Linked DNA regions of Homo sapiens: region 2 is linked to region 1. The links are chromatin contacts, found by Hi-C or POLR2A ChIA-PET in ENCODE. All regions are on one chromosome and are shown on one strand. The core of a region is the stretch at or near the end of the contact, and the rest is flanking DNA. Distances in the headings are between cores, read along the strand shown.

What was found. A loop is a pair of places that touch in the nucleus more often than their neighbours do. ChIA-PET counts read pairs that join two places held with the same protein, here RNA polymerase II (POLR2A). Pooled maps may share reads with other maps.
Region 2: a loop to region 1 is called in a map of endothelial cell of umbilical vein, with 7 times the contacts of the local background. The contact joins two enhancer-like sites. A Hi-C loop is called at or near these places in 1 of 168 maps with a recorded cell type or tissue (endothelial cell of umbilical vein) and 2 of 50 pooled maps. POLR2A ChIA-PET finds 5 or more read pairs at or near these places in 1 of 52 experiments (BJ).

Annotation. Positions count from the first base shown.
Region 1 is chr1:66,502,995-66,509,122 of GRCh38, reverse strand. No RefSeq gene overlaps it. Among named protein-coding and RNA genes, the nearest start is that of SGIP1, 28 kb to the left of the region's middle. Within about 2 kb of position 2,807, at least 2 of the 41 ENCODE cell types and tissues checked have a DNase peak (open chromatin) inside an H3K27ac peak, as active enhancers do; they include endothelial cell of umbilical vein, where a contact is called at or near this core.
Region 2 is chr1:66,560,780-66,566,907 of GRCh38, reverse strand. The region is part of intron 1 of SGIP1 (SH3GL interacting endocytic adaptor 1); the gene reads right to left. Among named protein-coding and RNA genes, the nearest start is that of SGIP1, 30 kb to the right of the region's middle. Within about 2 kb of position 3,292, at least 12 of the 41 ENCODE cell types and tissues checked have a DNase peak (open chromatin) inside an H3K27ac peak, as active enhancers do; they include endothelial cell of umbilical vein, where a contact is called at or near this core.

The DNA.
Region 1 (6,128 bases), core at 1,558-4,057:
TGTTTTGTCATTGTTGTTATTTAATTATAGAAGTTTTCCTTTTTAAAATATAAAGCAGATCAGTTTCTAAAAAGTTACTCCTGCGTCCATTTGCTTATAACTCTAAAGTGTTGGAAAGGGGTCTCACATGTATTACTTTGATGCAGTTCCAACCAAATTATAGTTTGATTTGGCCCTTCGCAGTCTCTTCGCAGTTTTAAAACGGGGATCAAATTTCTACCTAATTGATGGTTATTCTCTCAGGTAACGTTTCCCAAAATAGAACAGTTAGATCAGTTTCATCTGCATTAAAAATTAGCAAAAGCCGATAATCTTCTCCTCTCCTCACCCACACAACTCATGCTCTCCAGGGCAGCCCCAGAATGCCCCAGTGTCTGTTGGCCTCATCATTACTCTTTTGGTGATGTGCAGGGATCAATAGGCCTTGAACCATTGCACATTCAAGAGCTGCACTAAAACGCTCAGCAATAGCATTTTCACCTTGCTTTGTCTTTAGGGCTTTAACAAACGTTGATCCTTCTCCTCAGTGAATATTAAGCTAGCGGGCTTCCAGTATGGATGCTGATTCTCAAGCCACACTTAGAAGGTTATCCATTCTGCCCTTAACACTTCTTTATGTCTTGCTGAAGCACTGTGCTTACTGTTGATGGCATGATTTAGTTTTTGTCCTTCAAAAATCTTTCCTTCTTACCATACTGCAAATTCATTCATTTGCAATATTCATAATCTTCTCACCACTCTCTGATGATAATATTCTCTCTCTTTTTTCTATTGTACATATGTACCTCTTACTACTAGCATTTACCTCATAGTAAACTAGAGAAATATAGGGCAATTATCTGAAAAAATTAAGGGTCCCCTTTGTGGTTCCAGTCAGGAATTTAAGGTGACTGCCATTGGCATAGCTGAATGTTTTCCCCTAGACGCTCCCAGCTGAAATGCAGATGTGGAATACTGGAGATTTGGATTTAGCCAGGATTCTGGTTTTGCCTTCAGGTAAAATAAAGAGAGAGATGGGTACGGAATTGAATATGTGCAAGTAAGTGACTATAAATATTGACATTGGAATTTGTAACTGGATAAGAAGCAAGAGAGGATATTGGGGCATTAAGGTGTTAACCTAAAAGAAAGAGGCTAAAGCACAAAATGTGATTTAAAGAGTTCACTTGAGCCAAAGTGAGGATAGCTGCCCAGAAGACTCAGACCCGGGTAACCTTGGATATAAGCTCTGTTTGTTACAAGCAGATTTTTAAAGGCAAATAAAAGCGGGTACAGGAGTGGGCTGGTGCAAAGTGGTTTGTCAGGAATTCTCATTGTTTTATAGAAATAACATTGATTAGTGATTGGCTACACATTGTTAACCTATAGGGTATGGGTTGTAGTGTCCGGTGCAGCCTTATTAGGTTAATTAATAGCTACTTGGTGCAATAGCATGCAGTTTCCAGAGATTAATGCATAGCTCTAAGGGAGGAAGTAGGACATGATTGCTGTCTCATTTTAATGCCTCTCCAAGTCTGATAATTTGAAAGGGCTCAATTGCTCATATGAAAGTTCTTTTCTTTCCTCAAAGGGATAGTAAAAAGGTAGAATGGTCAATTGAAGGTAGGTGACTTGAAGAGTCAAAAGACATTGGAACCAGCAGTCAGGGTAGAGGGAATAAACTGGAAAGATGAAAGATGGTGATCAGAGAGTGGGGTGGGGTTATGGCCGGATTGAAGTTAGGAGTCTTGACATCTACCATGTGATCTGGGGAGTAAGGTTGCTGCAGTAGGGTGAACAGCAAGATCTTTGGGGGGCAGACATTAAGGATCTGAGCAGCCAGGCTGTGAAAGTATCACATATGCATATGTTGAAATCACCAAGAGTGCAGATATAATAAGTAGTACAGACAGCATGAGAATGAACTAGGAGCTGAAGTCACCAGAAAAATGTGTGTATGGGGTAATAACCTGGGGCTCAGTAACTAATAGCTTCAATTCCTGTAGACATGATAATAATGTTACTGAAAACCTCAAAACAGAACATAACCAACAAACACACTTAAGCCCAGAAGTCAGTAAAACATTAATAGTATGAATTAAATTGAGCCCTTTGATGTTTTTATCTGATAGACAACTCACTTCTAAGAAAAGATCTGCATGATTTACCAACAAATAAAAACTACGAAAAATATCCAAAAGTCCAGGTTTCTGTATCTTCTGGTTTCTGGGTCTTCTTTTGGAAAATGGGAAGCTTTGTTAATGTCAGCCTCAAACTGACACATGGGAATAATAAACTAAAGCTAAATGCTGACTATCCAATTAGGACATACTCTTTCTAGTTTGTCACAGTCTTCACCACCCCCTCCTAATCACATCTAGCTTATCACCTAGTGACTTATCTCTCTTGACACGGAAAACTGTATCAGGAAAGTGTATCAGGAAAGTATATGAACCCCACCTTACTAGAAATCCTAGCTTTGTGCATATTTTTCCAAGTTCCTAATATTTGGAAATAGAGGTTTCAAATTTTCTTTCTTTTTTTTTTTAACATGGTCTTGTAATCATATGACAGATTCTTCTTGCCTGTGGCATAGATAAGCCCAATTCACTGAGATAGCATTATTGCAGTAGAGTTTAATTAATGCAAAGCCAGCCAAGTGGTAGAATAGGAGTTTATTATTACTCAAATCAGCCTCTTCGAGAACTCAGAGGCTAGGGCTTTTATGGGCAATTTGGAGCTAGAGGATGGGTGCTGCTGATTGGTTGGTGATGAAATCATAGGAATGTGGAAAACGGATGGTCCTCATGCGCTGAGTCCACCTCTGGGTGGGAAACACAGGACCAGCTGAGTCATGAGTCACTGGTCTCAGTCGGGTGAGTTGCCAGAATGCAAAAGTCTGAAAAATATCTCAAAAGACCAATCTTAAGTTTTACAATAGTGATGTTATCTATAGGAGAAATTGGCAAAGTCACAAATCTTGTGACTTCTGGCCATATGATTCCTGAGCATTAAGAGATTATAGAAAAACAAGCTAGGGACAATGGCTGGTTATTGTTTAGCTACACCTACATTTTAGCAGAATTCAGGCCCCTCCCGTAATTCTAATCATTGTTCTTTCATGCCAAAAATTCAGACAAAGGTGGTTTCCATTCCTGAACAGGAGGGGATCAGTTTTAGTAAGGGACTATTATCAATCATCCTTACATTAAAGTTAAACTATAAACTAAATTCCTCCCATGGTTAGCTTGGCCTACACCCAGGAATGAGTGAGGACAGCCAGCCTGTGGGGCTAGAAGCCAGCCTGTGGAGTCAGCTGTGCTAGACTTCTTTCACTGTCATAATCTTTGCAAAGGTTGTTTTAAGTTTGCTCTGTTGCCCTGGCTGAAGTGCAGCATCATGGTCATAGCTCACTGCAGCCTCAAACTCCTAGGCTCAAGCAATCTTTCCGTTGCAGCTTCCCAAGTAGCTGGGAATACAGGCACATGCCACCACACGCAGCTGAAAGTTTCAAATTTTCTACCTTAAAAATTGAAATAGGCTGGGCGAGGTGGCTCACGCCTGTAATCCCAGCACTTCCGGAGGCTGAGGCGGGCAGATCCCTTGAAGTCAGGAGTTCAAGACCAGCCTGGTCAACATGGTGAAACCCCATCTCTACTAAAAATACAAAAATTAGCCAGGCGTGGTGATGGGTGCCTATAATCCCAGCTACTTGGGAGGCTGAGGCAGGAGATTCACTTGAACCGCGGAGGTTGCAGTGAGCCAAGATTGCATCATTGCACTCCAGCCTGAGCAACAGAGCAAGACTCCGTCTCTAAAACAAACAAACAAAAAACCACAAACAACAACAACAATAACAACAAAAAAATGGAAACTTCTGAATATTTGACATGAGGCTTTTGATGTGTTTTTGTTTGTTTGTTTTTGTTTTCATGGTTAGCCTGTTTCTCTTAAAAGCAAAGTTGAGAGAAGGAAAAATACCCACATACTGTATTCTCTTTTCAGTTAGACTTTAGGTTTACCAAGTTTTACCCCACTGCCCCACCACTTCACAATTAATTATGCACATTGAGAAATTGTAACTTATATCAAATTATGTTCTAAATATATTGTTTGTTTCATGGAAGTAAAGATTAATAGCCTAAAAGGGGCTTTAAAGATTATATGTTCAACCCTCTCAATTTATAAGAGAATGGAAGCTCAAGGAGTTAAAGGAACGTGGCCAAGTTCATGCAGCCACACTGCATGGCAGAACTTAAATTCAGATTCTTTTTTTAACTCCCCCAAATTATATTTAAAGACCATAATTAGTTTAGGATTTTTGGAAATACTTTTATCATAAAAAATTGCAAAGGCAGAAGCTTACAGAGTTGAATATATTATATGTATGCCTACCACCCAGCTTTATTGAATTTTAATATGTATTTAGATTTGGAAATAAAATATTATAGGTAGAGTCGAAGCTCTTCTCCCATGTTCTCCTCCAAAATTCTCATCACTTCTGCCTTTCCTCAGAGGTAACGATCTGAAAAATTTGATGTGTTTCAGGAATTCCTTTAGGAACACTTTTAAAAGGAAATAAATTCTAAAAGTAATTACATTTACAGAGAGTTTTTATTCTTACTAAACTCAGTAAACCTTTAATGTTAATAAGAGAATGCAAATAAAGTTTGTTTACAGAAAGAAAAAAAAAACACCCAGTGGAAGGAAACTGACTGTCCGGATATGTCTTCCAGCAAAACACCAAACTGAAACTAAGTTTTACTGACTAAAGATCATACATAAGAGATCTTTTGGTTTAATAATAAGAACCAAATCCTGTTTCTCTATGAGTGAAAATGGAGAGAGATGCTTTATGGGCATGCAACCATGGAGTAACAAAACACCCTATAGCTCAAGGGGTCCTTTGCTTGGCTTAATGCTCTGTTATTGCTGTCTCAAAATTCTAGATACTTTTTAAACAAAGGGCACCATATTTTTATTCTGCCCTGAGCCTTGCCAATTATGTTGCTGGTTCTGGTTCCCAAGGCAAGTGGCAGCTAGCTACCGTCTAAGGACTCTTGAGGTGACAATGGCTGTCAAATCCACTTTGTCCTCAGGAGGGTGCTGTTCCACCTTTAATACTCAGTCCTAGTCTTAGATGCAGACTTTTTGCCTTCATTTCCCAATGTGCAGCTAAATATAAAATCAGGAATGTGTAAGTAGGATTTTAAAGTCTGAGCTACTCCAAAAGAGAAATAGACATGGAAATACAAATAGATATGAATTTGTTATCTATTTGTTGAGCTTTGACCTTGTGCCGGGTGCATGGTAAATTCTGTGTTTCTTTAATTTGTATAACACCTTATGATACAGATGTGATCATTCCCATTTTACAGATAAACTGAGAAACAGGCAGTTTAAGTATCTTCCAAAGAGTAAATAGCTAGTAAAAGGAAGAATTAGAATTTTAGCCCAGTTCTCTCTGCCTTCAGAGATCATAAGTGGAAGTTTTGTTTGTTTTTGTTTTTAATCTAGAAAGGATAATTCTAGAAACAGCCAAGTAACAATTTTTTTTCAATTTTTTTCAAATGTCATTCTCATAAAATGAGAAAGATTTTCCATGGTGCATCATGCAATTTTTGAACCCACCTTACTAATTAGATGCAAGGTCCTGTATTATTGTCCTGTTCCAATAATCATGTATCTCAAGGTTTATTTGTCCAGTGGAAAAGTTAACTATTTATTGTTATGTTAAAATGCGACCCAGTATACCTAGTACCCATACAGAAAACACATTTCCTTGCAGGAGTTTATATTATTACAGTATAAGTTGGTCTCTACTATAAAATGAAGCAATGGTAAGTACCACATTGAATATGATATTTCCTCATAGAGTTTAAAGAGCAAATCAATATCAGATTAAGAAAATTCCCTTTGTTTCTCAGTTTATCATCATAAATGGGGGTTACATTCTATTGAGTGCGTTTCCCACATCTACTGAGATTTTCATACTTTTTTCTCCTTTCTTAAGAACATAAGGTGTCCAATTACATTACTTGGCTTTTTAACATTTTAAATCTTGAATAGCTGATATAAATTCCACACAGATATTACATATTCATTTTGTTATACATTACTGAATTTGGTTTGCCAAACTTCTCTATTGT
Region 2 (6,128 bases), core at 2,043-4,542, 57 kb before region 1:
AGGGAGGGGAACATCACACACCGGACCCTGTTAGGGGGTGGGGGGCAAGGGGAGGGAGAGCATTAGTACAAATACCTAATGCATGTGGGGCTTAAAACCTAGATGACGGGTTGATGGGTGCAGCAAATCACCATGGCACATGTATACCTATGTAACAAAACTGCACTTTCTGCACGTGTATGCCAGAACTTAAGGTAGAATAAATAAATAAAAAAGAGTAAATGCATCTGAGGAAGGCAAAAACAATAAAACATTCTATGTTTTATACTATATTTTCATAGCTATCATGTTTTCATTATTATCCCCACATGACAGATGAAAAACTAGACCCATCGAGTGGTATGGTTAGGACTGCAATTCAGGTCAACACACTCTTAAATGGTGCTATTCCACTGGACTAGATTCTGCTGCATACGAGGATTAATATTCATTACTCAAAAAGTGATAGAAAGAACTCATCCCACAGAAAAAGTGCATTCTTTTCTTGATGGAAAAAATAAAAGGTTTTGGAGGCAAATATATAAAAGTTACCTTTTCCAAATTATTAGTTGTTATTAGTCTCTGAAACAAAAATGATGGATGGAATAAGAATCAGTGCCTAAGAAAGTTGATGGCCCCTAGGGATCACTCTTGCTCATTATTCACATCGATCTTTAAAAGATCTTATAATGCAAATAGCAAATAAACTGACAGACTGTGTTGAGGTGGGTTGTTTACCGCTAGGGAAACCACCCTGGTGTTCCTCTAAAAACAGGATTTACAGTTTCTGGTTGTTCCAACATATTCTAGCGGAATGGTTAATTTCTCCCAATAAAAGTAAGACATTAAGTGAATATATCTTTCATTCAGTGTAATGGCTAGTTTGGGTTGAATCTAACTGAAGCCGTAAGGACCTAAAATATTTTACTTGAAATAAAATTTACTATTACATGGGCTGGCAAATGAGAATGAGATGACTGCTTACAATTTACACTACACTTGATTTCAGTATTTCCTGCTTTCTACTTTCTTCTAGAAATATAACATAGTAGCATTAATAATGTTTTTCTTGAAAACCTACACTTTATATTCTACAAGAGCGAAGGCAATTCTTAGTGTACTCACCACCCAGTGCCAACACAGAGTCTAGCACAGGGAGGTGAACAAAAGTGTGTTGAATAAATGTGTAAGCAAATGATTTATTTAACTTAGAGGAGCGAGAGTCTTCTAGCTTTTGGATTCCACCGTGACCAGCTTTTTCTGGAAATCTAAGCCCAAATTTCAGAAAGTCTTTTCCAATACAACCTCCAATTTTAGAAATCTCTCTCTCTTCAGAGGTACTTTCTGCTCATACCTCTCTCACTTGGAATTTTTTTACTGCCTCATCGTTTTCATGTATAGCTCTATTGTCCCCAATTAATCTGTAAGTTTCTTGATGCCAGAAACCTTGGTTTATCCTTTTTATGCCCCTTACCCCTTAATACAACTCTAACATAATTAAGTTTGAATTTCTACTCATTTCTGATAATGATGACAGTTTTTGTAAAGACATCCCAAGAGTAACATGGTAAGATGTTTCAAACATAAAATAAATGAAAATCAGGCCATCAAAAATAAGAGCCCATATAAATGAAAGAAAAGGGATAAATTATTTCAGAATTAGTTAGAGTATTATACCTGGGCAATAAATTTGGTTACAAGTTTTCTAGCACTAAACTGAAAAGGGAGACACCCAAATTACATGTCAGATGACAATGCATTAGCAGAAACGTTTTTCCCCAGACATGGAACTCAAGTAGAAATTTACTGGGGGAATCACTGTAGCACAAAGCAAACTGGCAGTGGAGTCAGGGGGTCCTGGTTTTACATCTACTGTCTGCCCCCTTCCAGATTGTATGACTTCGGGCCAGGCACTTAAGCTCTCCAGACCTCAGTTTTTCTTCATTTGGAAAATGAGGACTGATCATTATAAGCCCCACAGGGTTATTGTAAGAAGTGTTACTATTACGCTAGTTACATAACAAAAATACTCACTAGTACTATTGCAAGCTTACTGTACCCCAGACATGAAGTTGAGGACTCTAGGTGTAAAATCTCATTTCCCTGTAAATTCCTCCTTGGGAAGGAGGGGACTGAAGTAACTACCCTAAAAGCCCACAGATAGTAGATTGTGTGATTCTTGGTGACCACTAGATCAAAGTTAGTTTCTTTACCTTTGTGTGGACTGGTGAACACCTCCTACCATTACATTTTTACAAAAAGAATAACTGATGCAGCATGATTTCCTGCTTGTATTGTCTGCTCACGACTGCAGGGCATCTTTGGGCTGTATGTGGACCAGTGTAAAGAGGAAATGGCAGATGACACAGACATCCTAACTATCTCAAGAATCACATGAAATATATGTATTTCCACGCCTGCTTTGCTTGTGTACATTTGTTTATATTGGTCAGGTCAAACCACAGCTTCCTCTGACTCAATGTCACTGAATTTTCCCTGGTTACTGGATACAGTAACATATTGCCTAACTTCATCCGGTCACTCTCTGCTTCCAAGGAGATCTTAGTTCCAGATGAGGCATAAGTCATGACAGCATTTTACCATGTTAGTGAATTATAGAAGAGTCAATGGACTGAGCCTGAGGAGACCTGAGTTCAAGTCCAGGTATGCCACTCCTTAGCCATGGGACATAGGGAAGGTCATTCTGAAATCACCATTGATAGAGTGAGTCAGCTGAACTAGTTTAGTCGTTTCCAAATTGCTTCTTTAGAGATCTGTCTCAGAGACTATTACAGCAGGGTAAGGGGAAGATTAAGATGTTTTCAACTCCTAACTTCAATCTAAGCCGCTCCAATTTTATCAGTTTTTGTTTATTGAATGTTGACTTTAATTTGGTTTAAGAAAGGGCTTCTGACCTGTTGAACTATATGATTGCTTACAGTCTGGGTTTAACAATCTCTGGACACACATCTATTCATGGCAGGACTGGCTGCCCTAGATAGGACCTCTGCGTTACAATTTGCCCCTAACAGTAAGGGATAGTAGCTTTCTAAGAGTTAAGGAAGAGACATTCATCTTTCTCTTTGCTAGCTTCTGAAAATAAGTCAAGTATTTCAAATGATATTCTTTCTCTTCAACTACCACAGGAAGACATTGGTTAGAAGGGAGATCAGATGAACTGGGAAATTATTTACTGCTTCCAGCAAATTACTTGGGTGGAGGGGGGTGGGGGAACAAACTCTTTCTCCCCTTTAGCACTGCTGGGAGGAAGTAAACAAAACATTCCATCCGATGTGATTCAGAATTTCCCAGCTGCTAAGCCAATCAGCCTGCTGGAGAACTCTAAATCACTAGCACTTTCCCAAAACATCATCAAAGCACAGTCTTCCCTTGTGAAGAGATAGGAGCCGAGTGGATGGAGAGCCAGGGTCACAGTCAGGAGATCTGGTAGTTGTCTTTCTTCCCCTTCACCTTGGTGGAATCGGGCAAGTCACTCTCTTCTCTTGTCTTGGTGACCAAATCTGTTAAAGGAAGGCTCTGGACTAGATTTGTGTCTTGAAAGTTTCTTCTTGCTGCAACATGGCATGTTCCTCCAAATAACCCGGGAGTCAGACAGAGGGACAGCTCCAAATCCTCTGGCCTTATGTAACACTTTGCAGTATTAAAGTAGAAGTACCTCCCGTGCCGGCCCTGAGACACACTGACCCTCCCCTATTATCCCAAGGTTTACTGGGTGGGTTGTATCCCTCTTAGGCATCTCTTGTTCAGATTGTGTATTTATACCAAATTCTTGATGTTGTGGTTTTCCTCTTGTAGCTGATTTTTTTTTCTCTTTCTACTTCATACTAATGTTTCCAATAATTCAGGGCAATGCTCTTGCCTCCCTGTTTTTTTCTTCAATTTCTTATAAATACCACATGCAAGAGAGTGTGAGTAATAGATTTTAACAACAGCAACAATAAATATGGAATAACAAAGGATTACATTACAGCAAGGCAGATAACATTTTAAACATTTCTATTCTTAAAAATCACAGGCCATTATTATCACAGAGAACCTTTCACCTGCCAAATTGCCTGGCCCCTCTGTGCATCACCTTGTTCCAGAACCTTGCTCATGCTCCTCCTTCCCGTGTCCCCTCCTGGGCAATTCCTAAATACTTAAAATTTTCCAACTTCCTTTTGTAGAGCAATTCAATTTTTTCTTTCCCCTTGATTTTCCTTGGCTCTGCCCAGGGGCAAGTTTTCCACATCTAAGAAGGCCCAAAGTATTTTTGCTAAAGAAAAAAACCAAAACAAATAAACAAATTGAGCAAGAAGTTTCGGTCCTAAGCATATTCTGCCGCTGGTGGTAAAATACTTTGCCACCCCTCCTTGGTGAATGGAGGGAACCTACCCACTAGTCCTCTTTGTCTTTTCTCAGCTTCGTGCTTCCACTGCAGTCTCTATCCCAGTCTTTATTGTTCATATACTCCCTCTTTTGCATTCCCCAGAATTCTTCCCTGCTATTGTTTCAATCCCTTCTAAAATTCTATCAGATAGAGAATTTCCCCCCTTTGCAGAGAAGAATTTTATCTCCCTGAAACCCTCATCTAGCAAATATTCTTCTTTTAAAATTTCCTCTAATATCTATTGCATTTGGAAAAATGAAATGAAAAATTAAAACTAGCTGTTGTGCAGAGTCTAGATTAGAAGTTGCCGCTCTCCAAAATTGCAAAGGAAGGGACCATGTCTACCCTGTCTGTCATATACTCTGGCACTCTGCTGGGTACTTAGCACATAGGAGGTGCTCACTAATATATGTCAGTGAATGAAAGCCAGATTTTTTTTTTTTGGCTAAAAGAAACTCCCACACCTATTTAAACTGATACAGAAGAAATCTTCGATTTGGGAAGTCAGGAGCTGTTAGATGTATGACTACTGCTATCTGTGACTCAAGATTTTATCAGGAATGGGCAACCAAAAGCAAAATGATGAAAACGGGAAGCAAAATTTAATCCTGGTGTATTTTAACTGGTCTTGTTTGTGGACTTTATTGTAACTTTTCTATAACGCTGAATGTAGAAATGAGTACTAATAAAACATATATCTGTTTCAGACATTGGCCTCCCCTTTTAATATTCCATTTGAATAAAAGGCCTCTGCTATCTAAAGCAGTAACAATGTCAGTTGAAGACTATGACATCGTAGTACTTGAGGGGCAAGAGAGTCCGACAGGTGGGACCGAGTGTCTTCCTCATTTGTGCCATGAATGTAGTATTTTACTTTGCACCCTACCAGAAGCACCATGTTTTAGCAAGCTTCTATAAAGCAGGTACTTCTCGTGAGACAATTAATGCCTTAATTCTGTTCAGTTCAATATGAGAGTGCTCTGTAGACTCTAATTTCGATTGAATACTTATTAGTACCCTTTTAAACATATCTCTTCATTTTCTCAAGTTCTGCTATGTTCTATGGATCACAATCTCTGACTTCCCACACATTTTCTGATATAGAGTAGATTTTTTACCATGCTTATTGACCAAACTGAGGGAAGGGAACAAGGGGTAGTGGAAAGATTGTGAACAAGTCATTTAACACCTTAGTCTATGTATGCCCATATCAAAAGTAGCATAAAGTTAAGCATGTGAGAGTCTACTTGACTGAGTTCCAGTCTCAATAATGCCACTACCAAACAAAGTGAATGTCACTGAGCAATTTAATTGATCTTTCTGTCCTTCAGTTTTGTCATCTGTAAAAGGAGAAAAATTATATTTCTGTGACTTGTTTTGAGGCTTCAATGAGACAATGCCTGTTGGGTAGCCAGAACAGTGTCTGGCACATAGTAGGTGCTCAATTAATGTTAGTTATTATGAGTTAATAATAGCTGCAATATTATCTAATCTTTCAGGGTTGTTTGGGGGACTAGAGAAAATATGTGTAAATACAGGTGCTACTTCATGGAAGAAGGCATATAAAAATATAAATGTGTTAACACTTACAACGGGCTTACTCTATGCTAAGTGCACTTTTCTTTATATGCACGCTTAACATTCACAAAGGCCAAGAGAGGTAGATGCTATTCTTATCCTCATTTCACAGAAAAGGAAACCAAAGCATAAAGCTTAAGAACTTGCCTAAGGTCACACAGTTAGTGGCATAACTGAGATT